7 separate regions of the Mus musculus genome follow, and regions 1, 2, 3, 4, 5 and 7 are each linked to region 6. The links are chromatin loops, found by intact Hi-C in ENCODE. Cell type or tissue: left cerebral cortex. All regions are shown on one strand.

Region 1 (4,000 bases), 250 kb before region 6:
GTCCCAGTGGGCCTTTGTCTTAGTTATAGTTTCTACTGCTTATCATGAACAAAAGCAACTTTTCATCCTACAACTTGTAGTCCACCATCTAGGGGATGCAGGGAAGGAACTCAGGGCAGACACTGATGCATAGACCATGGAAGAGTGCTTGCTCACTTATAACTTGCTCACCATTTCTTACACCACCAATGACCACCTGACCAAGGGTGTCACCACCTATGGCGAGCTGGATCTAACCATCAACCATCAATCAAGAAAAGGCACCACACACTTACCTGTAGGCCAGTCTTGTTAGGAGCATTTTCTCAATTCAGATTCCCTCTTCCAAAATGGCTATAGCTTGTGTCGAGTTGGCAAAAAACTAGCCAACACAGACTTGGCATCTGTATTCCTACTTCCCTACCACAAACCTATCTCAGCTGTCCTGTGTCTTTCTCTTATGTTACATTCACTAAGTTCCAGAATTTTCTTGAGTGTGCCCTGGGTCAGCACAGGTGGAAGGGTACCCTCTGTGTCCTGAGTTGGGATAACACTGCAGGGCTTAGGGCTGTTGGCAAGGAGGGGCATGCACACAGGCTGTGAGGACTGACAATTCAGCATGGTGGATGGGAGAAAATGCAGCTGCCTTTGTGGGGACTATCTGCCCCAAACAATAATTTCCATAGAAACCAGGAATGTGAGTGGGTACTAAACCCCAGAACATGAAGCATCTTTTACTCCTAGATATCCCAAAAGAAACCTGATCCCATCCTAGATGGCTTTAATGGAGCCCTTTCTATGGCCCTGTGTCTTCAGCTTCTGCCTTCACAGGTAGGAATCAGAAAGGAGAATAGTGAAACAAGAATTCCTTGTTTAGCCAGCCCTGGGTGAGCATGCTGTACTGGCTGGGTTTATGTGCCAACTTGACACAAGCTGGAGTTATCACAGAGAAATGCCTCCATGAGATCCAGCTGTAAGGCATTTTCTCAACTAGTGATCAAGTGGGGAGGGCCCAGTCCATTGTGGGTGGTGCCATCCCTAGGCTGGTAGTCCTGGGTTCTGTAAGAAAGCAAGCTGAGCAAGCCAGGGGAAGCAAGTCGGGAAGCAGCATTCCTCCATGGTCTCTGCATCAGTTCCTGCCTCCAGGTTCCTGCCCTGTGTGAGTTCCTGTCCTGACTTTCTTTGGTGATGAGCCGCAGTGTGGAAGTGTAAGCTGAAAAAACCCTTTCCTCCCCAACTTGCTTCTTGGTCATGAAGTTTTGTGCAGGAATAGAAACCCTGACTAAGACACATGTCCAACAGCTAGCCAGGCTGGGACTGCCAGCAATACCACCATGTTTCCCTTCTTAGGGTGTGCAGTGAAGGCTACTGGCATAATCAGAAGCAAGAATGGTGCTGCATGGTGCAGGGAGCATATGAGTGAGCGTTTGCAAGTGTCACACCTATGAAAATGCAGCATGCTGGGAAACAGCGCAGTACAACTGGCATGAAAGGTTTCTACTAGGGTGGAAGGGCTCCTGGGTGCTGATGGGTTTCCTTGGCAGGTGAGTCACATCCTTCAAACTGTTCCTATAATCCCCTTTCTTCTCACTCCAACCCCCACACTCCCTTTCTCAAATGACCCTTAATGCCATGGCCCACTTCAGTTCATCTTCCCATCTCTGGATCTGCAATGCAATCACACCTGCAAAGTCTCCTTTGCCACTGACAGACACATTCAAAGCACACAGGGCTGAGAACCAGGGCATCATTGGGAGCTGTTATTCTGCTCCAGGGATGAATACAGGTGGGATTCTCATGCCACCCCAAGTTTAGAGAGTGAGGTGCCTGTTTGTGCAGTCTCTTGTTCTCTCCCCAAGCTATTGCGGATTTCACAGAAACAGAACAATGGCTGTCACATGCTGTTGAGGGAGCACAGCATCCTCTCTTCAAGATCAGAGGAATGTAGCAGGGACGCACTGTGGGTACCTCCTGCACACTGTGACATCAAGGTCGCTGTGATCCAGGGACATTGTGGTGACAGTGACATGCTCAAGGTCGCTGAGCCCAGTGTGAGGCTAGGAGGAAAGCCCCCTCCTTCCTGGGGAGCAACGCTCATGAAAGGCGTGCATTTTGCTCTTAGATTTTAAAGCTCCCTTTACCTGCTGTGACACGTAGTCATGGGCCAGGAAGAGCTCTGTGTTTCTAGCCGTTTCCACGCTGTGACATCGGGACGTGCCCACCTTGCTAATTGGGGAGGATTAAATGGAGCGGGCGATCACAGAGCCGGCAGCAGCACTCTATTCTAGAGCAGGAGCTGACAGCAGCCTTCCTCTTCCTGCAGGCATGGCCCCTCGGAGCCTGCCTCCCTCACAAAGGCAAGAGGCCACACTGCTGAGGAATGGTGTCTTCCCACCTGCAGATTTCTGCTTCTCCCAGCCCGGAATAGTTCAAGTAGGCTGTGACCTCGGCAAGCACCCTTGAGAGAGTCTCGAGGCGCCTTGAGAAATTGCACAAGAGGCGCTCTGCATCTGGGCTGGATCTATTATTCATGCAAGCATGTTTCAGCTAGCTGGGTAATTTAGAGTCTCTAGGAGAGTGCTCTCTGCAGCAGCCATAAACCACATTCCCAGTGCTCCAGGGGAAAATTACCTTTCCATTGCTCCAGCTAGGGGTCATATCAGAGACTTCACCCAGGGAAGTGAGGGCTGAGGAGGGGCTGAGACAGTCCAAGGCTCAAGGGCTCTCCAGAGCCTACACTTGGGACATCTCCACCTGTCACTTCCCAGATGACCCCTGGAGCTTCAGCTCTCTCACTGCGAAATGAATGCTGACTGCAGATGCCTGGCAGCCAGGCTTGTGCAGGCAGAACCCAGCCCCCACCCCTCTATTCTGAGCTGCAACTGATCTGCAGCCTCTGGCGTTAGCTCCATAGGGGTCATGGATGCCTGTCTTCCTGACTAGGAACCCAGGAGGCTGGAGGTGCACTGTGCTAGGCACACAGAAGTAGGCACCCACTGTATGCATATCTCATCTCCATAAAGCTGCAGTCTTTGTTGTCTTCAGAAACTACACTAAATACAGATACACAAATTTTCCCCCCAGCCCCCAGAAAGCAGAGCACGGACATCAGCACACAGCACTCACACATACTGAGGAGGAGGGATGCATGCACGCACAGAGGAGAGCAACAACATCCGTTTTCAGACACTAGACACATGACGAGAACCCGAGGCCAGGGCTGGCTACAGACATTATTTTTAGCCGTAAGATTGTGGCACATGTGGTGTGAATGCTTCCCCCTCTCCACTGCAGAGACACTCTCAGTTCATCCCACAGAGCCTGGCTGTCCTACAGGGCAGCATCTCAGCCACCCCACCCAGCAGACACGCTGGGCAGGAGCCTGGGTTCCCTGGGTCTGTGGCAGTCCCTGCTTTCCACCGGTGCACTGCTGGCATGACTTGGGTTCCCCAGGGCGTTCCTCATTCAGTAGGCCTGGCTGCTTGCGTTTTATCTCATTCCTCCAAGCCTGGATGTGACACTTCCTCAGGCTCTCCTGTGCTCATGGTTGTCGGCTGGTGACAAGGGCATCTGTGCGGATGCAGACCCCGAGGTGAGAGGAAAGATGGCGGTGAGCTGAACACCTGCAGTCCCAAAGGGCCAGCGCTGCCACCTTAGGTGTCAAATGGAGTTGGGGATGCCAGTCAGAGGCTGACATGGAGTTGGGCTCTCGCTGAGTTCCTGCCAGCTTCATGGCCCCCCAAATCATAGTCCTGTCACTGTGGGGATGGTGATGTTCCCCGGGGGAGGGGGACAGAGTGACAACCCAAATCTCATCCTTTAATTTCTTGGGGCCTTTGTTTTCTCTATCTCCTGTCTATAAAAAGTAAGTAAATAACCCATCTGGTCAGACAATTTTGTGAATGTACTAAACGCTACCAAATTGTTCACCTTGAAAGAGTGGATTTCATCTCAATAAAGGAAAAGATGTGTGGCTTAGTGGGTAGAGTACCTGGCTAGCATGCTGAAAGCCCGGGGTTCA
Region 2 (4,000 bases), 660 kb before region 6:
CCACCTTCCTGTTGTCATGAGATTGCAAACTGAAATAAAGTCAGTGGGATGCGCACAGCCTCCTCCTTTCAGGCTCCCTGCCCCACTGAGGAAGTCATTAGGCTCTTTGTTTGTTTTTTCTATCACATCTGAAAAAAACACAGTGCCATCCCTCACCTGTGGGACAGGTATGCCCTCCCCACAGTGCCATCCCTCACCTGTGGGACAGATATGTCCTCCTCACAGTGCCATCCCTCACCTGTGAGACTGGTGTGCCCTCCCCACAGTGCCATCCCTCACCTGTGGACAGGTGTGCCCTCTCCACAGTGCCATTCCTCGCCTGTGGACAGGTGTGCCCTCCCCACAGTGCCATCCCTCACCTGTGGGACAGGTATGCCCTCCCCACAGTGCCATCCCTCACCTGTGGACAGGAGTGCCCTCCCCACAGTGCCATCCCTCACCTGTGGGACAGGTGTGCCCTCCCCACAGTGCCGTCCCTTAGGCAAGGCTCCTGTGGACCATTGGCTCCAGGTGGATGAGTGCCTAGCCTGCGATGTTAGTGATTCACTATTGTGTTTTAGTTACAGTTACTATTGCTGTGTTAAAACACCCTGGCCAAAAAGCAAATGGAAAGGAAAGGGTTTATCTGACTTACACTTCCACATTGTGCTCCATCACTTAAGGAAGTCAGGACAGGAACTCAAAATAGGGCAGGAACTTGGAGGCAGAAGCTGATGCAGAGGCCTTGCAGGCTTGTTCACTCTGCTTTCTAATAGAATCCAGGACCAGCAGCCCAGGGGTGACCCCACCCCCGATGGTCTGGGCCCTTTTCATCAACAGTCACTAGTTAAGAAAATGCCTTATAGGCTTGCCCACAGCATGATCATCTGGAGACATTTCTTAGTTGATGCTCCCTCCTCTCAGATGCCTCTAGCTTCTGTCAAGTCGACATAAAATTGCCCAGCACATTTAGTAAAATGGGATTCACTCTGTCTGTGGGGCATACTTGTTTCAGATTGTACAACTAAACTGGCCAGCTAGCCTTTGCTGGTCTCTGTCATGTCAGAAGTCAGGAATGGGTAGAGTCACCATGGGCAACCAGCAGCACAGTCCACCAACAGTTCCTCAAGAGCCCTGGGAACTGCTGACCTCTCTTGTATGAACCCTGGAGCCTTTGCTTGTCTATCTCACACATGCTCATGCTCGAGAAGCCACCTTGGCAGTAGACAGGGTGCCCATCTTTTCCTGCAGGCTCTGCTTCCTTACTCAAATGCCCCGCCTTCCTGCCTGTCAAAAGAGGAGATGGAAGAGAGGGGGATGGTCCAGCCAGTCCCACAGCTTGTCTATCAGACTTCTGCATCAGTCTGAAGCCCTAACCTGACATATCTGTATACCTGGGAAGTGGAGCACTGCCCAGGGGTTCATGTCCTGGACCTGGATCTGGGTGCCTGTGCACAGGCAGGGACAGACGCTGTGCAGGACAGGCACACTGCCCTGCTGGATGATGTCATTTTCACAGTACATTCTATGAATCTTTACAGTGCAGAATAGATTGTCAAACCGCAGACTCTTCCCTGCTGTCTCAGGCTCACAGCTCTTGGCATGGCTATCTGGATCCTCCTCTCTGTAATGGTTTTCATTGGAGACTTTCATAGAGCATCTGCTTGGGCGGCAGTGCCAGGGCCACTCTTCTGTCTTCTCCCTGCAGGCCACACTCTGCAATTGCAATGTTTCCATCAAAGGTCATCCATGGCATGTGATTGGTAGTCAATAGTAGAGCTGTCCCAAACACATGCACTGGTCCCCGAGAACAGACACTTTTATTTCTGGGCAGTGGCTGATCAGCTGTGGCCCTGCCACCAAATCCATGTCACATCTAGAAGACAGTCAACCCCTAAGGTGAAGGGCTACTTAGTGACCCCGTGGACCTGAGTTCTGGGTGTGTCTTCTGACCCTTCCAGGTTCACTGGGGCTGCTCCAAGTAGAAACAGATTTCGGGTTCAGGTATGATATACATATCTGTAGTCCCAGCACTCATCCTGAAGTAGGAGGATTGCTGTGAGTTTGAGGCCAGCCTGGGATATATGGTGAGACCCTATCTCAAAGAAACAAACAAATAGTGAATCTCAGGGTCCATGTCAGTTGGGGTATAACTTTGTACACTGTCTAGTACTTTGGAGGCTTCATGGCTTCCTCTTCCTGTAGAGCCTGTCCCTTACCCGCAGCCCACGCTTCAACCTCATACACTGCAGACCTCGCCCCTGCTACACAGCTCACAAACTCATTAGCCATCTAATGTCCTCCTTGGCAGAGTCCGTAGATTCAGTTGGTTGGTAATTAATTGTGTGTTTAATTAGTATTGATTTTGACAGTTCTTTATTTTGGGTGTAAGTTCCTTATCAGCTATGTAATTTCAAATAACCTGTTTTCCTCACCTTGTTGCTTGCTGAGCAGTATGACTTACAGGGATTAAAAAAAAGAAAGAAAGAAGTTGAAATCTAACTTGTCTAGCCTCTTTCTTCATGGTTTGAACCTGCCTGATATTCTCCAGTGTTTTCTTCTGAATGTTTCATGGCTCTGCATTTACTTCCTGGATCCACTTGGGATGGTTTTACTTCTTTTTATATAGACATCCAGGCATCCAGGCATCCCAGCATCCCAGCATCCCAGCATCCCAGCATCCCAGCATCCCAGCATCCCTTACTGCTGTTTCCCCTTTGCCATGCTTCTTTATCCACACCAGGTCTCGCTTGTCTGTTCCTTCTCACTCCCCTCCACTGCTCTCTGTCTCATTAGGAATCCCTTTGGACCTTATGGACTACTGCCCAGAACATTCGAGTTCCCGGAGCCTCCTTCTGGGTCCTGTGACCGCTTCCCTGAGGACTAAGTCCCCTACTTACTGCTCCTCTTGAAGCCATACCTGTGTCTGGGGCCAGTGGGAGAAGAACAGGAAAGATGCCATATCCTTTGATAGGTCAGAGAAGAAGGGTCGCCATCCTTAATCTGACACTTCCCATGGCCCGTGTGGCTGCTGCCACAGTTATATGGGGAAGTTGGAAACCCTTCTCTCTACCCACTACGGCAGAGCCCTGCCTTCTATTGAGTGGTCTAGGACCTTCTGCGGCTCATGGCACCAGGGTCCCGTCATACCAGACCTCCCCTAGTCCTGCCCTAACCCCGTGTACAGAAAGCAACTGAAAGAGAAAACTGCTTTATACTCTGAATCCCACTACAGGCTGGATGAAGGCTGGGAAAATCAAGGAACAAACAAGAGCAGGGCAGGGGTGAAGTGTGGCAGTTGGGTATCTGTTTGGTCAGCTGCTAGGTCCATGAAGGCCTGACCTTGGCCATCTTTCTTCATCTAGTTTCATAAAGTATAAAATGTCTTCTTCAATGATTGACATTTTGAGGATCTCCAACTCTGTGGTTCCCATCTGGAGCAGAGAGGATACTGTTGGGTGAGGGTCTGATACTCAGTAGGTACCAAGGGACCCTGAGGCCTCTCCAGGGCATACAGACCCCTTCATCCACATCTGAGCCCCCCCGCCAAAGCCTTCCCAACACAGACACAAACACACACACCACACCAGCTTCCCTGGTCTCCTCACTATCACAGACAGATCTACAAGAGTGCCTCTGAATTCTGTCCCCAAGACCAGTGTCTCCTTGTCGGGAAAGCCTTTCCCCCACACAGCCCTGCCCAGAGCTTCTGATGTCCCATGCTGGGAAAGGGAGAGGAAGACAAGCCATGTACCGTATCTGTCATCTCTGGGACCAGAGCTTCTGCAGGTCAGGGCAGTAGCCATCCATCACAGAAAAGGGAGTGGTCAGGAAGAACCAAGAAGAGTCAGTCAATGGAGGGAGTCTTCTGGGCCAGGGCGTAAGAGAGGAAAGTAGGGCCAGCATGAATGAATCTGAACAAGACCTGGTGTGTGGGATTTTAGGCTGGCTCATCGGGTCTCTGCTGGGAGAGGGGTGGGCATGCCGCTTCTCAGGGCAGCAATATGGGTTCCATAACCCT
Region 3 (4,000 bases), 240 kb before region 6:
GGATTCCACTTTGCTACCGTTTCCTTCCCTCTTTGCTACAGTAAAACAAACACAGGGTATGGCAAGTCTGTCTTTGTCACAGGTTGCTGTGAGTGACCACCACCATCCATTTCCTGAACCTCTCAGCTTCCCACACCAGCCTGTTGTTCCTTTTAGACCCAAGCTTCCCACTGCTGGGTTATTTTTAACTTGACAAAATCTAGAGTCAGCTGGGGGAAGGAAGAATTGCCTAGCTCAGACTGGCCTGTGGTCATGTCTGTGAGGAACTATCCTGACTGATGACCGATATGAGAAGGCCCAGCCAACTGTGGGTGGCACCATCCCTACAAAGGTGGTCTGATGCTGTCTGAGAGAGCTAGCCAAGCATGAGTCTGTGTCAGCCAGAGCCCAAGCTGGCATTCCACATTCCTCCATCAGATACTGACCTGGAAGTGTAAACTGAAGTAACTTCCTCCCCTTCTGGCCGGAATGTTTTGTCACAGCAACAGAAAGCAAAGAATGGCAGCTTACGGAAAAGCAGGGCGAACTGTTGTAGCTTTCAGATGTTCTCAGATGAGATTCTTAGAGTCAACGGAGGCTGTGTTCCTTTAACACTTTCTCAAAAGGTTCTGCTTGATTCGATGACAGCAGGTTGTCAAGCAAACCCAAGATAATTTGACCACAGATCTGTAACCTTTTAACTCTGTACAATCATAGAGTTCTAGTCAGGCTTGTGGAATCTTTAACATGGGCGTGCCCTTAATTTCTGCTGAGAACTTCGGTTCTTCGCCTACATTCATAGATGAGGAAACTGTTAAGGAGTGCAAGGGGGGGCCTTTGCACCTGCATGCTTGGAAATGCTGAAATCACCTTGACCTAGAACCTAGGAAACAGAATTCTCACCTCCGGTGATCAGGGAGGCTTCAGGCTCCCTAGTTGGTCTATCTTCCTCCAGACACCATCTGTATAGTAAGAGCAAGAGGGCAATGGAAAGAAAGAAGGACTGGGAGATCAGCCTATTCCATGAGGCAATCCTGAGCTACAGGACTACCTCCTGGAATAATGCTTTTCTTTTCAAAAGGGTTTTACAGTTAAAATATCATTGGAAGCTTTCCCCACTACTAGTTTTCCTGTCTTACCAAGGCGCACAGGAAGACATATTCTCTGTAAGCTCGAATTGTGAGGTACATGACTTGTGAGGCCCCATGCAAAACAAAAACGCATGCCCTCTATTTGACAGTTAGTGGCAGAGAAGCTAAGCTGGAAGCTTTTTGAGCTCAAGTTCACCCTGGATCAGAAGCTCATTAGTGTCTAGCAGGGGCCTTCACAATTTATTCCAGCTATGAAACTCAGGATGCACGGTCACTAGGCAGAATTGGCGGCTGCACACCTCTTCCTATTCATGTGGAATTTAGTTTTATAGTTGTGTTTTCCTCAGACTTGTGTTTTTGCATCCAAACTAGAATCAAGCGCAGGCACACAATCCCAGCTTGCCGCAGATTCAGGAGTGGGGACGGGGGAGGGGGCAGTCTCAGAAGAACAGGTCGACATGACCCTAGCTCTGTTTTGTACTACTAGCATGTGGAGCTTCTTCAGGTAAAACCAACAGAAAGAAGCAGGAGGCAGCCGCTTCAGTTGGGGCACCTCAGGTTGCTAGGGAGAGCAGATGCTGCACCTGGATCTTATACAGAACTCACAGGCACTGATCAGAAACCAGAAGCAGGAACCAGCCAGGCAAAGATTATGGCTGAGTGGACCAGAACTGTCGTGTCAGACAAGCCTAGGAGTGGATGCAGTCTTGTACAACCCACTAATCTAGAAAATCTACTACAAACAATAAGGGATTCTTTCCCAGAAAGGAACTACTCAAGCCGCAGTTACCCTCGAGTCCTGCACTCACACCCTGCATACAGATGCACAGAACGACAGGTGTACAGGCATCCGTCCAAAATCAAAGGCGACCGTTTTGAAATAACAGCTGTCCAGCTGCCCTTGAGCTCCAACACAGACTTCTCGTCATGCATGGTTACTATATGAGAATTCTTGGTTGTGCTGTGCTGACCAAGCCGTGTTTAAAATGCACGCTCTGCTTCTTTATTTAAACAATCGGGACCTCTGCATGCCACAACAGTCAGCCTCAGGCACAGAATGAGAGGAGCTAAAGGCCGCCTCCTACCATACACAGCCCTCTTGCAACTCTGCCCTAGTAGGAAACTGCCTAGGCCGCAGGGCATGCCGGGGCAATGTGCTGCATGCCGGGCACTGCAGTCTTCTGCTTTCCACGGCTCCCTGGCGGGGCTCCTTGCAATGCATACTGGGAATTGTAGTTTAAGGGGCTCCTTTTCAGAGCGGCAACGCCCTGGAGCCGTGCATGCTGGGAAGTGTACTCCATAATTCCTCTAGTAGAAGCCGCCTTGGTCCCTGTGCAGGACACGCAGGTCTGAGACCATTTCTTTCTTCAAAAAACTGGCCTGCTGCCTTGCCTGCTGGGAAATGTAGTTCCTCAGTGCCGGAGACTAGAAGCCCGGATGTAGTCTTGCTGGGCATTTCCTTGTAGTCTTCCCTGGCATCCTCTCCCAACCCCCCGAAACCCCGAATTTTGGCTGAAAACCTGGGAACCTGATCAATCCTGTCACAAAAAGCCAAAATCAAACCGAAACAAAACCACCTGCCTTTCCACAAAGTTAGCTAGCACTAGGCTAAAATTCCAAGGTCATCCTGAGGAAATATTAATCAAAATAAGAAATTTACAAACAATAAGAATATAAAACTATGAAGTTAATTAAGATACAGCTGGCTGGGCAGTGGTGGCACATGCCTTTAATCCCAGCACTTGGGAGGCAGAGGCAGGAAGATTTATGAGTTCGAGGCCAGCCTGGTCTACAGAGTGAGTTCCAGAACAGCCAGGGGTATACAGAGAAACCCTGTCTCTCAAAACAGACAAACAAACAAACAAACAAACAAACATAGATGAACGAAGACCCTGTCTCTCTAAATAAATAAATAAATAAATAAATAAATAAATAAATAAATAAATAAAATAGCGGAACGAAGACGACATAGTCAAAACTTCAAGGAGCTCCGGTCATCTGAGAATTAATTCTAAACTTGAAATATACAATCTGAAAACTCATCCTTTGAAATTTAATTTTGTACGTGTGTGTGTGTTTGTGTGTAACTATGTACTCTTCTTACTGAACTATTTCCCCAGTCCTGTTTCTGTTTTTTAATTAAAATTTAATTTTTTTTTCAGTGCTGAGGATCAAATCAAGTTCTTGCACATATGCAAAGCAAGCACTTTCCCACTGAGCTACTCCAAGTCTTGGAATTGTAATTTTAAATAATACATTTTGTGTATGTATTTATGGTATGCACATGGTGTCTTGATATATAAACATACATTAGGAAATGTGTTGGTTAAGAAACTAGCATGTCCTCTATCACACATTTTAAAAAGTGATTAGGAATTAACTTAAATATCTATCAATAGATAAATGGATAGGAAGTGTGATGTATATACACACTGAATTATTATTTAGCCTTAGTAAAAGAGGGGATTCTATAACCAGCAATGACATAGATGAATCTTTGGGGCGCTTTGTCTTAAGTAGAATGAGCCAGACACAGAAAGACAAGTATTGCATGAGCTTGCTAATGTGTGGGTTCCAAAGAAGTACAACCCATGGTATTAAACAGTAATTGTGGTTTCGACAGCCAGGAACAGAGGTGGGAAGTTGGAGAGAGGGAGACCAGGGGATAATTCAAGGAAAGGTGAAATAATATCAGCTGTACTATATAGCATTGTAATTAAGGCTAATAGCAATGATATAACAAACATGGGCTCACAGTTATCATTTTCATGCATTGATTTATGGATCAGAATCCAGCATACACATACACCTCAGGATATATATCCACTAGTGTGACCGTAACCTTTTGGAGAACCGCCGCACTCATTTTTGGCTGTTGTGATGGCCAGTCTTGGTTGTTAACTTGATGCACCTGGGAAGAGTGAACTTGA
Region 4 (4,000 bases), 830 kb before region 6:
TGAAATGACCCACCAATCAAGTTTACTATGACAGTGAGGGCATATGGATGTCACTGTGACCTATAATGACATGTAGTTACTGCTGCTCTATAGAGGCAGGTGTCCAGAGGCACTGAAGGCGCTGTGGCCTTGGCGTCTGTATCCTGCAGATTGAGCTTTGTCTTCAGTGCTTCAGCTCTGTGCACCTTCCTAGCAGCAGCCTCACACCACTCCTGCCTGCAGCCCCTCCTTGAGGCTAAGTCTCTCTACCACCCACCTAGTATCCACTTCCCACTTTTGGTCCACAGTACAAAAAGGTATGAGAGTTGGGTTCAGTGAGAGGGTTCAAAGGTCAGCTCCTCCTCCAGCCTCTGTAGCGTGCAGCCGAGCAAACACTGTGGCAAGAGCCGTGCCAAGCACTTGTTTCCTCTCAGTTACAGCTCATGGTGACCAGTCCAAGGCTGGCACTGCTCATTTCCTCCTAACCATAAGATTCTGGGAGGTATTTCACTTCTCTACTCTAAACTTTAAGTTTCCTCTAAACTGGGACTACAGCGACTGAGCTTGCTAATTGGGAGGTTATAGAGACAGACGACAAGGAAAATTCCAGTTTGGCAGGGGTAAAAAAAAAAGAAGACTCTCCAGTCTGGTACCTTCAAGTGCAGCTCGTTAAAACTAATTTTATTCAAGGCCTGATGCTCACAAGGAGCCAGACCACACATGCCTTGATTTCCTCTCCTACCACGTTTGCTGCCTGTCACTGCGGCCCCGCCCAAGGCCAGCCGGCCTTATTTCTCATTGTGCCAGCAGGTGCACGTGGATGTGTGTGTGTGTGCATGCACCATGAGGTGTCAGGGGAGAAGGCAGCCTTTGGGCAGTCAGGGTCATGGCTGAGGGGACACGGACACGCCACCCTGTGCGACTTGAGGGCCTGCTCTCAGGCTGACCAGGGTCTAGCCCATGGCCCCTAAGGTCCATCCTGGTCTCCTCCTCCAACCTGGTACGTACCCTTACGTTTTATTTCACCGAGCAGAGGGCAGGCTGTGCCGAGTCACAGTACTGCATCTGATCACAGGCCATCGTGACCTAGGCTCCACCCTGCTCATGATGCTTCTGATGGACAGCTCATGGAGGGCCAGGGTGCATGGCATGGAGGGTCAGTATGCCTCAGGAGTAAGCCCTGCTAGGATCTTAGATTTTTTTGATTGGCATTGCTGCCTTTCAAACTTGCCCTAGGGTCAAGGGTACATGCTACTGAGAATGGCCCAACAGAAAAGAAACAGGCTATAAATATACCCATTATATATAACTTTTTTGAGACTGAGTCTTACGGTATAGCTCTGTACAGCCTGTAACTAACTATAGAGACTCAGTTGGTCTTGAACTCTCAAGAGATCCATCTGTTTCTGTCTCCCATGTTGGTGTTAAAGGTATGTACCACCAGGTTCAGTTTTGATAGGATTTTACAGTTCTCCTAGGAGGCAGGGTGGATCCACAGGTTTGGGACTGATCCGAAAAAGCAGCAGCAGAGAAGGGGTTGTCAGGCAGGTGCTATCGGCATCAGTGTCAGCATGTGTCAACAAGCCTGGGGGCGGTTAGAGGGAGTGTTCAGGGCTGTCACTGACGGCCACCTAGTTGGCTGTTAGTCAATGAAATCACTCATTCTGGGAACCTGGAGGCCAGCTGACAACAGCTTCTTGTAGTGTGTCCGCTCTACTCTTCTGACTACACTGACCTGCCCTTGAATAGAAATACAAACACTCATATGTGGGCAAAAGCATTCTTGCCTGACTTGCACCTAAAAACTGCATTGGCTGAGAGACTGCTAAATTGTATTAATGGCTGTTCTGTTGCCAACAAAGGCTTTATGTAGTGTTTTCCAAGCAAAGAGGAGGCACCCTGTGTGTGGCAGGCTCTTCCCCACAAAAGAGAAGCCACAATAGTCAATGCTGTGTGGGAGGTATAAGGACGTGAAGCTGAAAACTGTCCAGGTATCTTATGGCTACTGTGAAACCTCAGGATATCACATTTATGAACGAAGGGCTTTGTCTTGCAAGCGGGTGTTCCTGGAAATATATAGTGGGACTCTCAGAACTAGAACATATGAGCAAATTTCTTATCATTAAAAGGCTGATTAATTAGGTCATTGTTAGCTGGCACACAGGCCCCAGCTATGCAGCCCAGCTACTGTGGCAATACTTGTCGTGTCCACTAGATGGCAGCAGACTGCATGTGCTCACATCCACTTTCCTTACAGCATTTCTTTAACTCATGAAAATCAAGATTAAATCAAACTTTTAATTTAAATTACATCCATGGAGAAAGTATTTTTGAGACATGATAATCCGTCCCGTTCAGAACCTTGGGTGACAGGATGTCACAGGCAGACGTTTGGTGCCTGTGCCTACATTGCTGGCGGTGTCACTACTGCAGTAAAACAAAGGAAAGCGTTTTTTGTTACACTATTTTCTAACAGAGTCTCTCAGAAAGGCAAGCTGAGTGCACTGCAGCTGAGCAGCGACTTCCTCCCTGAGCATCTTCAGCCTGTGGCTGGGCACCACCAGTGCTGCAAGCCTAAGAAGGCAACCAAGGCTCAGAGACTTCAGGAGACTGGAGGCTCCCGGTGCCTTCTCAGGCTGCTACAGGCCACAGCAGTGAGGAGAGGCAGGCCTCACAGGGGGCGGTGGGACAGAAGGAAGCAGGCCCCTCCTTGGCTGAGGGCTGCAGCCCATGGGGAGGTGGGGGAGGCTCTGCAATGATGTCACCAGGGAGGTGGATGTGGGAAGATACCAGGAACAAAGTGGCCCTGTGGCAACAGACCATGTGCAAATATCTCACACAGAACTTCTAAAAGCTGTAATGTGTTCAAGAGTCGGAAAGAGCTGTGAGGACAGCTGGAGAGGTTTTAGGAAACCCATTCTTCTGTGTCAAGGTCACCTACTACAAGAGCCTGTCTACACCCAATGTCACACGTCACCTGTCTGCAGAGGTGCAGAGGAAACACACTGTCCTATGGCTGGGCTGTGGTCACAGACTTTCCTGCCAGGTCCAAGGAGCTGGCCACGTGGAGGGCTGCCAGTCGCTCTAAAGCGAGGAGCACGCTCTTCCCCTTGGTAACCTGCCCGCTGGCGGCCGCTCAGTCAGAGCAGGACGACCTTGGCTGAGGATGAGCTGATGAGCCGTCTCACCACAGCTCGGAAGGTGTTAACAGCGCTGCTCTGGGCGTCTGCTGCTGACAGATTCCGTGGCGGCTTCAGTGCCTGCCTGCAGCTGGCAGCAAGGCCGCCAGCTCTGTGGCAGGCCACCCGTGCCCAGGGCGGGAGGCAAGCCAGGCATGGGATGTATTTGAAATGAGAGAGAAGCTGAAAACCCGCTGGCAGGGCCCACGTGGAGAATGGACTGGAAATTCAGTGACTGACAGCCCGGCAGAGCTCCCCGAGTCACACTGGCTCCTCAGGTGCACAGCTCGGGGTGAGGTCCTCACAAGAGGGTCTGGTGGGAAAGACTGCCTTCAGATGTCAAATCCATCAATCATTAAAAAATGACCCTCACAGTAAAACAATCAGAACAAAGGTGAGATTTTCTGGATGGAGTTCAGAGGAAAACGCCCATTTTCGGGCGGAGTGAGCAGTTTTAATTAGACTGTTTAGACCTAGGCCCGTGCAATTAAATTCAGCAATATAAACTGTTTTCTGTGGAAATTTTACAACGACAAGTTAGGCCCCCAAGTGTGAGTGAACTCTACTGAGCAATCTAGGCCACACTGAAGACTGCTGAGGCCCACGGCTCACTTCCTTGTCAGGCCTATTGGAACACGCAGCACTTCCTTGCAGCCTCTAGCTGACACTGTCTGCTAGAACAAGGTGCTCTACAGCTCAGCCGCCCACATACCTTCATCAGGAGCAGACAGTTTGCCATGGAGTACAGCACACGGCCCAGACGAGACCTCCACAGCTGAACAGAGGCTGCGGGAGAGAGAGGCGTGAGTGTGCACAAGCAAGTGTGCTCCTGCGAGCTGGCA
Region 5 (4,000 bases), 350 kb after region 6:
AAAAGTACAGGCAGAGGTACACATGAGCACATGCAGGAGGGACTGAGCACATGAAGCAGTGATGGATCCAGACATTAGAAAATCTGCTCGTGACCTAGCATGGGGAATACAGCTATAATCCAAGAATGTAGAAGGCTGAAGCAGAAAGATCACAAGTTCAAGGCCAGCCTGGGATACACAGAAAGACCTTGTCTCAAAAAGAAAAATCAAAAGATTCTAATCAAAGAAAATACCAGAAAGTGAGAGGGTAGAAGAGAGCTTTCTGTAAAACTTGCCTCATTGCCCTGGAATCCTTCCCTGTAAAATAAGGAATTGGATTAATTTATTTCTAACCTATATTATAAAACCAAGTCTGCAGAAACTCTTAATTGATTTGAGCAAACAATTTTTCTCAAGACCAGGGAGAAATATAGGTGGTTTTGGAAGAAGAGTAGATATTTTTCATGCTAAGGTACTAAAAGATGGAAACTAAACAGAACAATGAAATTTAAATGAAGACAGAAAGAGGAGGAAAGCAGAGAGACAGGATCTGGGCAGAAGACATCAGTTGTCCCGGAGTGCAGGACAACATGAACTGGTTAACTCCCTGGGTTTTATGTGAAGTCCACAGAGGGGCTTTGGAAATAAAAGATCCTGGTTGGCTATGATGATGCATGCCTCCCCCGGGCACTCAGAGACTGAACCAGGAGGCTCTGTGGTTTGAGGCTAGTCCTAGAAACATAGAAGAGCCTGTGTAAAAGTTCCGAGTAAGTAAGTAAATGGGCCCTCAAGTGTAGAAAATACAACAAACAAAAAGGAAGATTAAGTATTAGAAGTGACCATCTAGTTCCAAAGAAAAACCAAGTTCACCACACTACCTGACTGGAAAACCTACCTGTCGTAAAGGCTGGGGTCGATGCCTTCAGAAAGTAACCTGATTCTAAATGACTCGACCTCTTTCTGCCTATAACTGCAAAGGAGCATTGAGCCATCTTTGGCAGAGAAGTGAAGCTAACCTGCAGTGCCTCCATGTGCTCTGATGGCTTGAGCGGTGGCCAGCCATGCAGCATCCCCTCGGGTGGGAACCAATGGAATGGGCCTCTCCCACACACTGAGCCTTGGCAGCCTTGGGAAACTTGTCTGGTACATTCTCCACCCTGACTTTATGTGTGAACGGATGCCCGCTGTTAGTAGTGGCTGAGGTGGAAGAGCACCGTGGGTGAATTAGACCGTCTGTCCATCTGTCTGGTATGGGGCCCGGTTCTCCGTGGCTCAGAGCTTGAGTGTTAGGATGAGGAACTCTGGACATGGAACTCCACCCCTCCTTCCCTGTCTCCTCTTAATGTGCTCCAAGTGAAAGACATCGTGACTATTGGACAAATCTGTTTAAAGATGATTAGATACATTCACGGGTGCCTTTTGGTTCCTTTGTGAGAACCCTTTTGGATTATTATGTGTGGAGTAGATGTGGTTATGTTTACATACCTGCCCCCTGCAACTGGGGCCAGAGAATCCGTCCCAACAACTCTTTAACCGTGGGACTAACTTAGGGCTCAGTGCAATCAACTGAAGGTGAGTATTCCTTGGTCCAGCCCCACCTTCCAGCACTGGGTGAAATCCTCCTGCATGTCAGATGTGGAGCCCCGTCACCCACCATGAGCTAAGTGGTGTGATACGTTCTTAACTCACCATAGAGGGTGAGAGGTTAGGAATGGTGGTTTCTGTTGCCTTGAGCCCGCTGCACTAGTCACCTTTTGTATTTTTTTTTTTTTGCATGGGTTCTGACTGCGGCTGCCCCGCCTCTTGTTTAGCTGGTCCCCTGCTGCTGGACGTGCATGTGCTCTGGCAGCAGTTTCCCATGGACACATCCTGTTAAGTGAATGGGACATCAGGATGTGCTAGGTACGTTCTGCCGCCCTGACAGGAGCCCACTGCTGATGTTCCTGGGATGTCCTCCAGCCGTGCAGTAGGTCACAGTGATGGCAACCAGGGGTCTGAGTTAGACGTCTTCCCACAGACTCAAAGGGCAGCATGATCCACACACATGACTTCTGAGTTAAGACCTATAGCTGCATGATTGAGACACAAAAGCAGAGCTGCATGCAGCATGCCAGTCCAGCTGCCATGCAGCTTGGGTGCCGCCCTTGGGCCAAGCCTGAGCTCCAGTGGCCCACAGAAATGAATCAGACATGGCCAAGCTATGGTCGATTCTGAGATGAGTCCCCTATCCCTAACACCAGGGGCACTGTGGGACCAACTGAGTTGAGTCCATGGCTAAAGGTTGCATCTACTCAGTGCATGTTAGAGATTACCCCTTGCTGATAGCAAGCTTGTGGTTTCCTCATCAACATTAGACCGACTTTGAGAAGTTCCTATTCCGAATGGGTTGTTCCATACGCCTGAGATCTAAATACACTTTAGAGAATGCCTTATATATTCTAGCTAGGACACTTCATCCTGCATTGCTTAGCTCTGGGTAGGTTAGTGAGACAGCATACATATGGTGGAACTTGAGGATATTTTTACCATCCTTTACACTTTGGCATGGTTAGACTGGTGGTGCAATGACCTGTAGCACTCTAATGTGCCACACAGGCCTATAACACTGGAGCAGAAAGTTAGAACATGCATATGCTGTAGACCTGCATGTAGCAGGCTATTCCATCTAGGTCTGTTTCTAATGTAGGTGCAGTGACACACCACCACTGATGCATCTCAGAACATGCTCCCTGGGTTAGGCGACCACCATATTGGGAATCACAGAACTAACGAGCTTCTCAAACCATCAAATGGGTATTCGTTTTGCTCCTGGAGCTGTGGGGCTCCCTGAATCTGTCAACAGGATATCACTATATCTGGGCTTCACAGTATCTTTTACATGATGATACATCTGTACCAGAGGCCTAACCATCTTCAACACTTTAGCTAAATATTACGTGAAGGACATTTAAACAAGTATTTCCTATTTATTGGTTTGCTTTTGAGTGTAACTGCAAAAGAAAGGGCTTAGAACCACAAAAGAAGCATCGTGTCTTTATGTATTACATATGTCAGCAAATCTAACCCAGTGACCACTAATATTCTGGAATGTGCAGGTTTTCTCAGTATACATGCATCCTGAGTATAACACTATGGAAAGCCCTCATCTGCCTCTGGACTTTCAGAATACAGTGGGAGCTTGTCTGCACAGGTTCAGGGAGATGCAGCTCCAGGCCTGGGGCCTGCATTTGTTGCTCTTGCTCTGTAATATCTGCATCTCTAAATAGCAAGCTAGTCCCCACCCACCCTCCCTAGGAAACCTTGAAAAAGGCAAAGCAGGACAGGGCAGACCAGTGAGGGACGGGGAGAATTGGGCTCCTGGAGGAGGAAGCGGCTCCACCCAAGGAGGAGACATTAAGAGGTGACCTGCCCAGCCCTGGTGCCAGGTCCCCTGAGCTATGTTACATCTGAACAGCATTCTAAGTCTGCAGCAGTCAGGTGGAATTACAAATAAAGAGAAAGCTCCAAAATACCTTACAAATTAAAAAGTAACTTAAAGATTTTTGTCTTCCCTTGAAGTTGAGGTAATGTGTTTAAGAAATGTCAGATGTCCAGTATATTCCTGAGAAGTCACCTGCTTTCTTTCTGGTTGGTCGGGGGGGGGGGGGGTGTAAGGTTGTAACCTAAGGGTAACCGTGTGACATTTGTCCATTTAAAAATGTCTTTATTGTTTCTTTCTCTACATTCCTTTATTGTTTTCCTTTTATGTGACAGAAAAAAATGTAAAGAAATATACCTTTAGAACCACATTTGTTTAGAAAAGAAAGCATTCTTAATTAGAATTTCTCTGTAGCCTGGCAAAAGCTTGAGGTCAGAGCCACTGCACTTTCTAACTGTAGTGAGTGCAGAGACAGGGCCTACTTTGACACTTGTGTTTCTTTCAAAATTAAAGGCACTGAGGAAAGAGGGGTTCCCCCCCCCATGATTTGTGTTTTACTAAAACAGAGCTGCTATGAAACAGGAACAAAAGAGATAGTGGAAA
Region 6 (4,000 bases):
ATGTAAATAAAAGTTATTTTGCAGTATTAAAGATCTTTCAAAGTTTTCTATTTGTTACCATTATACATAGATTAAAAAATAATGGATTTAAAATTTGAATATTCATTTGCATTGTTTGTTCTATGTAGAAATGCAGCACATGTACCACGTTCAAAAAGGCAGTTATATCTGAGGAAATTATATTTGCTAATAAAATAATATTTTAAATGTCGTATGTCTAAGCCAGACATCCCATGTCAACCTGTAAGACAGTCTAATTCTATGGAGACCTGTTGTTTCAAAAATGCATATTATCTCTTCTAACACAGTTTACTTGCTATGCATTTCAGTGGCTAGATTTTAAATTACAAACAATAACGTAAGGTTTTAGTCACTCTTGTGCTTTAAAATAGATCCACTTTTTGGAACAAGAGGAAATAATGAGGCTCCCTCGGTAGGGACCTCTCTGCCCTGAACTTGAACTCAACTGCTTGCCCATTTTCTTCAAGGGCCATGTTTTCTAATCAATAACTAGTTTTTCAAATGCATCTAATATTTGACAATAAAGTCTGAAGAGTCCCCCAGAATACTGTTGAGGTCGCAAGTGAGTGGCGGTGAGGGAAGCTCAGGCTACCCTGCTCTCAGGAGGATCCCTCCATAGCTGAGCTCACTGCAGTATTCCTCCTTTCCCTGTCTTAAAGAATCTCTCTCTCTCTCTCTCTCTCTCTCTCTCTCTCTCTCTCTCTCTCTCTCTCTCTCTCTCTCTCTCTCTCTCTTCTTTTAAAATTTCGTAGCATCCCCTGACAAAAGTAATGGGAGGTGAACTTGAACAAAAACTTGCAAAACATTAACCTGTTTCTCACTAAGCTAAGTTCCAGCCCCACTGCAAAATACAATGTCTCAACTGACACCCTTCTATGTGTAGTCCAAACTAAAGACAGCTGATGCTGTGGACTTAAAGAATAAAGTACTGTATATGTGTTTTGTTCTGGTGTGTGTGTGTGTGTGTGTGCAGGGGTGATATCTAAATAACATATACAGCTAATATTTTTAACAAACATTTTAAGTTGGCATATCCCATATATGAATATATTGCCTAAAACAGTTATAATTTGCACAAGTAGAAACAACTGTACATTTTTCCATCAGTAGGCTATGTTTCAGTGCCATGTGACTCGGTCTGAAGGGTCTGAAGTATCTTTGTGCTCTCTTCCTTTCTCCTTCCCCCTCTCCCTGCCTCTCCTGGCCCCCTGGCCTCTCTAACTTTGCCCCTGTTTGTCTCTCTACCACTCTCTTCTGTCTCTGCCTCTTCCATATCTGCATTGTTCTAGCATACACAATGACTTTTCTGGGAACGTTTTCACAATGAAAGTGATTTGTTTTGTTTTTTGTTTTTGTTTTTTGTTTTTTTTAAGCTTTGATGGCCTAATGAGCCCTCAGGGTATCTGCAGAAGTAATCAGAGATGGCAGAGAAAATGTAATCCAGGTGTTAGAAAACTAGAGAGATTGTATAAGCGCTTATTGTATGAGAAGATACTGGCCAGCATTGCTGCCTCAGGCTGCTGGGTAGGAAGGAAATGTGAATGCTATAGCTCCGGATGAAAGAAAAAGCCCCCCGTGTGGGGATTACCAGGGTGGGGGGTAAAGAAGGGGAGGGAGGCATTCTGATGGCAGTGGACAAGGCATTGTCTATGGGAAGATGGAGGGACACTGGGTGTCCCCAGCAAGCCTCCTTGTGGAGAGCTGTGGTTTCTGTCAGGGCATTGGAGAGGGAGCAGGCAGTACCCTGTGTAGTAACCACGCGCCAGGCAGATGCTCTTCAGAGGAATTACCTCTGAGAGCAAGAAGAGGGTGTTCCTGGGACCTTGGGACTGCTGTCAGTCTCCCTCAGAAACCAGTCCGCACTGTGCCTATGGAGGCCCCCAGTGGCTGAGCTGTGGGCTCTGCTTCGCACTCCTGTGCACAGGGCTGACGGTGCGGGTCCTGATGGGAGGGGTGGAGGGAATGCAAACACGGAGGGATCTGTGACCACACGTGCCTGGGGCTCTCCATGGCAGTTGAGGAGCTGCGTGAGTGAGACAGACTGCTGAGGAGGACTTGCTGATGGCCACCAACTCATCTGCCGAGAGGTACCTCTTCCCTTTCCTTTAAAGGTGACATGTGGTTGCTTATTTGCCTGGCTGCCGCAGCTTCCAACTCCTCTGAGTGATCTCAGATGGTCTCTTAAGTAGTTCCCACAGCCATTTCTCCACCTGCCTGGCCACCGTCCACTCTTGTTTGGTTACACACTATGACAGGATGGCATGATTCAGGGTACAGAGGGCCAGCGATGGAACCCTCTCGGCTACAGCTGCCCCTCAGATGAACATGCCTATGGGCTGCTTGTCTGCAATCTCCCAGAGTTGTTCTCATCAGGAGTCTGGATAGTCAAAGCTAGCTTCCAGGACAGGGGAGGTACCTTGATGATTTAGTGTGCTCTACTAAGAGGCTGGTGAGGGAAGGGGACAACTACTACCACAGAAAAGCATTTGTTGCTTGCCCTAAGAGGCTATTTATAGAATCAGCACCTTGGGGTGGGGGGAACAAAACAAAACAAAAAACCCAAATAAACAAGCAAACAAACAAACAAACAAACAAAAACCCCAAATGGCACAGAAAGTCATATAGCTATGCCCTCTTTTGTGTTTCTGGCATCTTACTGGGTCTGCTCTTTTTTAAAATAAACTTTTTCTGTTTTCTCCTTTTCAAATGCTGGTATCATGAGCTAAAAGTTACTCAGAGAATAGTTCTGTCTCTTGTTTTAAAGGAAGATGAGAAAAGGAGCTTGTACCGGATGGGATACTGTAGTGTGGCTGAGAAGCCAGGGAGATGGTGGGAACCCTTCAGTTAACTCTCTGGTGCCCGCTCTCCAGTCTTAAGAGCTGCCAGGGGAGGTCCCAATGCCTTTTTGTTTTGTTATGATGTGTAGCTGTAGTTCCCGTGAAAACACCAAGGCTCTGCTGACTTTGCTGAGGTTTCTTAAGCCACTGTATGCATTTACCATAACGTCAACGATAGGGGAGATTTTCTGAGATACATCACCTAGCGGGTAGCAGCCAACAGTAAGCCTGCGTATTTACAGTTCTCATCTATTACATTAAATACAGCACTGCACATCACACACTCCGCTCTAGAGATTTAGAGGCCTGTGGGTACAGTGTAGGAAGCACACAGCACACATCCCAATCTTGCCTGACTACTGAAAGCCTAGTAAACAGGAAGGCTAGAAATTACTGGTTTTAACTCACAGCTGTTAGGTTGAGAAACATCTAGATCAGTGATGAAGTTAGGGATTGAGGAAATGGCTGCGTTTTGTATTGCTTAAAGGACAGCAGCCCGCCCGAGCAGGGTAAGTCAGCAGGATGCTCCCGGTGGGCCTCTGCGGCAGCGATGTGGTCTCTAAGGAAACCTGTGCCTGATGCTCGCAGCTTGGGCAGTGCTGGCGGCCCAGGGCCGTCTGTCTGCTGCCTGCTGATGGAGGCTGCGCCGCATCCACCAGGCAGGGCTCTGCACGCATGCCCGTCTTCCCCGGCGTTTAGTGGTGTCAACTTATTAATTTCCATCTTCGACTTCAGGCCTGTTAGTTTCCTGTCTGAAAGCATTATTACTTTTGTCCATGTGGCAAAATAATTAGCATACAGATGAGAAGTGGCCCCGTGTCTGCGCGCCGATAGAGAGAAGATGTGCGGTTCGAAGTTGATTGGATGAATGGAGAACAAATGGTGGGCGTTCAAAAGCATTAGAAGAGTTTTGTAGTCGCGGAGCAGGCTGGAGAATTTTCTGGGTGAGTCCCTAAGATGGAAGGCAGGGGTGGCTGCCGTGGGAACAATTGCTTGTCAGAGGCTGGCTTAGCTGAAGGTGCGGAGAGGGACTGCAGGCGCAGAAAATCCATTCTTCAGGTTTCTCTTTGAAATCCCCTCCAGGTAAATGTGTCCTGTTGTTTCTGGAGCCGGGGCTGCGCTTCCCAAAGTGGAGCAAAGTT
Region 7 (4,000 bases), 300 kb after region 6:
GACATGGCTGAGCAGACCTCACAAGACCACTTGACCATAGGCAGGCTTTGCAGGCAGTTAGGACTGGGCTTTGCAGACATCTAGATCAGACAGGCAGAGCATATATGGCCAGCAGGCTCCTTTGAAGTCAGTTGTCTTGACTTCCCCATCACTCCTAACCCCACATGTCTCAGCAGACAAAGGATGGAACAATAAGGACCAGCCTCCCTGGATGCCAGTAGGCAGTGTCCTTGTGCCCTGGGGACCAGCTCTCTCATCTTCCTATTTGTTAATTTCATGTGGTAAAAATGCAGGGATCTAATTATTCCTGTTCATTCTACTGAAAGCACAAAAGATTCTAATTTCCTAGGTAAACGTGATTTATTTTAAAAATGAGATTTAAAGTTTGGCTCACTCACATCAGACTTTCACAATCCCATGTGTTTCCAAAGCACAGGCATGTTTTTTTTTTTTTTAAACGCCCAGGCTATGTGCTGTTACATGGCTGATCGGCATCCAGTGCTTATCTATGGGATACACTAGGGTGGCCCTTGCTTCTGTCCCACATGGGACTATTCAGTTATGGCGCTCTCTGACCCCCATGGCTCCCTGCCAGTGCACCCTGCTTTGCATGCCTGAGGACAGTCATACAATCTTCTTTCTCTTCCCACATATATTTCCTGGTCATGCACATCACAGACGTTTGTAGTTTGTCTTAAACTAATCTAGCCTGTTAAAACAATTGCATATTGTATTCTCAATATTTCTCTCTTTTAATGCTGGGCTATTTGTTTTTTTGCCTCTCCTTTGTCAAGTTCTTGCCATGCATGAAAATGTTCTCAAGTGTCCCACTCCAGGCTGCACAGGGCGAGGGCATGTGAATAGCAACAGGAACTCGCACAGAAGGTAAGCCACACTCTGCTGGGGTCTATGCTAGAAGAAGCCACCCACAGCCCTTCCCCATGGTAGCTCTTTACTGCTATGCAGCCCCTCCCTTCCAAAGGAGAGCGGCAGACCTCACACATTGCTCCTGGAGAGTTGGTCATAGCACGTACAGAAATGTCAAAGGGTCAATTGCCCGTTTTTGAAGACTTAATTTCTTCAGTTATGTTGCCTCCTCTAGTATAATAGAGCACTGTTCCCTCACAAAGTCACCTACTCAGTACAGCATCTAAGATGGAACCCATAGCCACTTACAATGAAAGAGACCAGAAGGAATCCAGCAAGTTTCTCTAACCTTCTCTCATAGGAGAGGCTGTCTGTCACTTACCATTCAGGGTTGTGAACTAGAACCCAGCAGGGCAAATACAGAGGACTAACTTGGCTGCTCTTGAATTTGATGAGTCCCCTGGCCATCAGCATCAACATCATTAAAATATGAGCAGATGTCCAAACGCATCTGGCAGGGGTACACCAGTGAGGACGCGGCTCCAGGTCAATGGCTTTAACTGGACTACTGCTGAAAATATACACTGTCAGAATTGTACTCTTGATAGTGTTCCAGCTTTCTTCCCCATCCTCTTCAGACATTATAAGAGTCACTAAGTTCCTCTCAAAATCTAGGTGATAGCAGATCACTTCTTTTGCAGTAGCAAAATGTAACTCGGTTAGATCTGTCTTGCCACAGCTTAGATTTCTTCTTAAATGGGGGAAGGAAGCTGTAAAAGCTCTCTTAATTTTTACCTCACTGGTTAGTCACAACAAGAAGCTTGGTTACCAGTGTCAAGTTTATAATAAAACAGACCACAGCTCTATGCCCTGCAGAAGGTCTCTGGTACTGAGTCTGCAGGAGCTGGCAGCGATGCAGGAGATCCCGGCTGAGTGCTGTGCAGAGCCCACAGTGTCAGTTCCTTTTTCTGCCATCAACACACGTGTACACATGGATGGCCACACACACGGAGCTAGAACACACGGAGGCAAGCATGCAGATACTATGACTTCCTGTGGAAGCAGCTCAAACAAAGAGGCCTCAGTGTTCCCTCTGCCATCCTGATCCTGCTGCACTAGTTAAGAATCACATTTGCCTGAAGTCCTGGAGGTATTCCTGCTGTACCTCCCTTTCTTTGCCCCTCCTTTGGTGAGCTCAAGTCAGAATCCCTGAAGCCTTATAGATAGATACCTCTGGTATCAGCTCAGAGTGCCACCTTCTGGTATAGCCAACTAACTGCCACTCTTGAGTCTCAAAAACTCCTTCTCTAGCTGCTACTGCCTGACCTGCAGAAATGGCCAGCACTCCAGCATTTCTGCCTGAAAGTTTAACCAGCCTGTGTTGTATTTGCTTCCTGGAATTTGGCATACTCATCGGACAGGCCTGGTGCTGTCTGTCATAAGAGCTATATGCCAGAGCCCAGGAAATATATAGTACCAGGCAGGCTGGGAAATTCTCCTACCTCCATCTACCTCAGGGTCATCTTAGCTGGATGAAGGACAGAACATGGTGAATGTTATCAGTGTGTGGCAAGCCATTTGAGACCATTCAGTTAAATCTATCTTCTGTCATTGTAGCCTCTCTGGATGCCCCATTGCTGCTGCAGAAAAACTGGCAAAGGCCCAAGAGAAACACCAGAGCTGTGATGTGTCCAAATCCAACCAGGCCTCAGACCGAGTCCTCAGGTACTCAGCCGAAGTGTGTCATCAAGGGATTTCTCTCAGAATCTATCCTGACACAGAGCAGAGAGAGTGTTGGAGATGCTCCATGGAGTAGATGTGTTCTTGAAGGAGGGAAGGAAGCTATGCCAGATTAGAAGCTGAGTCCTGTGCCCTCAATCCTGAGAGAGTATGTAGAAGTCTGGTGGTCAGTGTAACTCCAGTGGCTCAGCATGACTTCAGCAGTCAGAGAACTGGATGGAGTTCTATGATTTGTAGTCCTGACAATTCATAATTCTATGAATGCTAACTAAAATAGAAGTTTTAGAAATCAGTAATGTTAGTAGCCCATTATAATTTTATCCCAGTTTGAAGCAAAGTACAGCACCTGCTTATGGGTGGCACGGGGCCTTTTTAAAAATGCAGGAATGACAAATGCCACATTCCCTGTGCTTGGAAGTTTTCTGTATGAAAAGCCATCAAAGCTGTCATCACCCCTTATCCTCACACACCCTGAGATGTGGGTGGAAGTAGGTGGCATCACTGCCGCTTGACAGGCAAGACAGAGCACAGGGGCTCACGACTACCTGACTTAGCACTGCAGGTTAAAGTGGAAAAGTGCCGAGGAGCAAGACTGAACCCCGTTTTCCAAAATCAGGAAGATGTTTATAGGTAGAAGACGACATCTACGTTCCTCACAGACTTCACACACATCTCATGAAGTCTGTGACAGTCCGTGTATTTCTGCTTTCTTACTCTCGTGACAATGTCTCCCCATAAAATGCTATCATCGTCATGTTCTCATTTGAATATACCCAGTTCCGTGGATGTTGTACCACAGTCATAACTCTGTGCTAGCTCAGAGGCATACGGGCTGTCTCTAAAGAGTAATGATGAATAGTTTCCCATAGATACAGCATTTGGCTTCTACTATAGGTATTTCTTTGGGATAAGTTACTTAGAGAAAATTACTAGGCAAGAGATAGACACATTTTGGTCCTCATTTAGTATTTTTTTTTTGCAATTAATTAAATTTCCTTTCTCCTTTGAGAAAGTTAAAAAGTGTATAGGAATTTTTATATATTTAAACAAAAATAAAAAACTAAATGTAGCTATAATCCCTCTTTTCCAAGATAATCCTTCTCTGACTTTTGATATTCTCTGCATTATGATGAGAACTTAGGTGAACCTCTTGTCTGCCTCTCAGTTTCCTATTTACTGCCACTATCCCTTTGCAGATATGACTGAATACTAAACAAGTTGTCCAACTTCTTCCCCACCTCTCAGTCCACTAATCAGTGGAGGATTCCCGCAATTCCCAAGGATGTTTAAGGAAGCAGAGTCCTTAGCCAAAGGAAATGTGGGAAATTGTGAAGGAAAATAGCTCAGCAATGTCACATTCTTATTCTAATACCACACCAGAAAAGGTGCTTTT

What was found. Peaks named below come from ENCODE experiments on the same cell type or tissue, not always from the same donor. Only the 100,000 strongest peaks of a DNase experiment are listed, where the experiment ranks them.
Region 1: a loop joins it to region 6, with 3 times the contacts of the local background. A loop is called at or near these places in 6 of 42 quality-filtered maps.
Region 2: a loop joins it to region 6, with 4 times the contacts of the local background. A loop is called at or near these places in 3 of 42 quality-filtered maps.
Region 3: a loop joins it to region 6, with 4 times the contacts of the local background. A loop is called at or near these places in 6 of 42 quality-filtered maps.
Region 4: a loop joins it to region 6, with 4 times the contacts of the local background. A loop is called at or near these places in 2 of 42 quality-filtered maps.
Region 5: a loop joins it to region 6, with 2.6 times the contacts of the local background. A loop is called at or near these places in 3 of 42 quality-filtered maps.
Region 7: a loop joins it to region 6, with 3 times the contacts of the local background. A loop is called at or near these places in 4 of 42 quality-filtered maps.

Annotation. Positions count from the first base shown.
Region 1 is chr12:29,277,844-29,281,843 of GRCm38, forward strand. Gm31569 (a long non-coding RNA gene) reads left to right here. Exons shown (of 4, transcript XR_381400.2): 4 at 1-875. Among named protein-coding and RNA genes, the nearest start is that of Gm31569, 74 kb to the left of the region's middle. In left cerebral cortex, no CTCF peak of the experiment used is centred here; DNase peaks (open chromatin) are centred at 2,447 and 3,195; H3K27ac peaks cover 2,156 bases.
Region 2 is chr12:28,867,395-28,871,394 of GRCm38, forward strand. Eipr1 (EARP complex and GARP complex interacting protein 1) reads left to right here. Exons shown (of 9, transcript NM_201357.3): 9 at 1-97. Among named protein-coding and RNA genes, the nearest start is that of Gm31508, 41 kb to the right of the region's middle. In left cerebral cortex, a CTCF peak has its summit at 1,668; a DNase peak (open chromatin) is centred at 1,542; H3K27ac peaks cover 1,032 bases.
Region 3 is chr12:29,288,841-29,292,840 of GRCm38, forward strand. No RefSeq gene overlaps it. Among named protein-coding and RNA genes, the nearest start is that of Gm31569, 85 kb to the left of the region's middle. In left cerebral cortex, a CTCF peak has its summit at 2,272; DNase peaks (open chromatin) are centred at 248 and 2,353; H3K4me3 peaks cover 984 bases; H3K27ac peaks cover 1,265 bases.
Region 4 is chr12:28,697,666-28,701,665 of GRCm38, forward strand. Trappc12 (trafficking protein particle complex 12) reads right to left here. Exons shown (of 12, transcript NM_178811.5): 8 at 3,871-3,944. Among named protein-coding and RNA genes, the nearest start is that of Mir6937, 20 kb to the left of the region's middle. In left cerebral cortex, a CTCF peak has its summit at 2,181 (motif pointing right); DNase peaks (open chromatin) are centred at 721, 2,195, 2,508, 2,701 and 2 more places; H3K27ac peaks cover 3,741 bases.
Region 5 is chr12:29,877,092-29,881,091 of GRCm38, forward strand. The region is part of intron 18 of Myt1l (myelin transcription factor 1-like); the gene reads left to right. Among named protein-coding and RNA genes, the nearest start is that of Gm46346, 36 kb to the right of the region's middle. In left cerebral cortex, a CTCF peak has its summit at 2,194; DNase peaks (open chromatin) are centred at 1,109 and 1,953; H3K27ac peaks cover 2,636 bases.
Region 6 is chr12:29,531,428-29,535,427 of GRCm38, forward strand. All of the region lies in intron 1 of Myt1l (myelin transcription factor 1-like), which reads left to right. Among named protein-coding and RNA genes, the nearest start is that of Gm20208, 2.3 kb to the left of the region's middle. In left cerebral cortex, CTCF peaks have their summits at 1,725, 3,060 and 3,940; DNase peaks (open chromatin) are centred at 1,982, 3,101 and 3,619; H3K4me3 peaks cover 3,883 bases; H3K27ac peaks cover 3,795 bases.
Region 7 is chr12:29,835,556-29,839,555 of GRCm38, forward strand. Myt1l (myelin transcription factor 1-like) reads left to right here. Exons shown (of 25, transcript NM_001093775.1): 12 at 795-885; 13 at 2,485-2,592. Among named protein-coding and RNA genes, the nearest start is that of Gm46346, 78 kb to the right of the region's middle. In left cerebral cortex, a CTCF peak has its summit at 2,136 (motif pointing left); DNase peaks (open chromatin) are centred at 2,086, 2,508, 3,108 and 3,337; H3K27ac peaks cover 348 bases.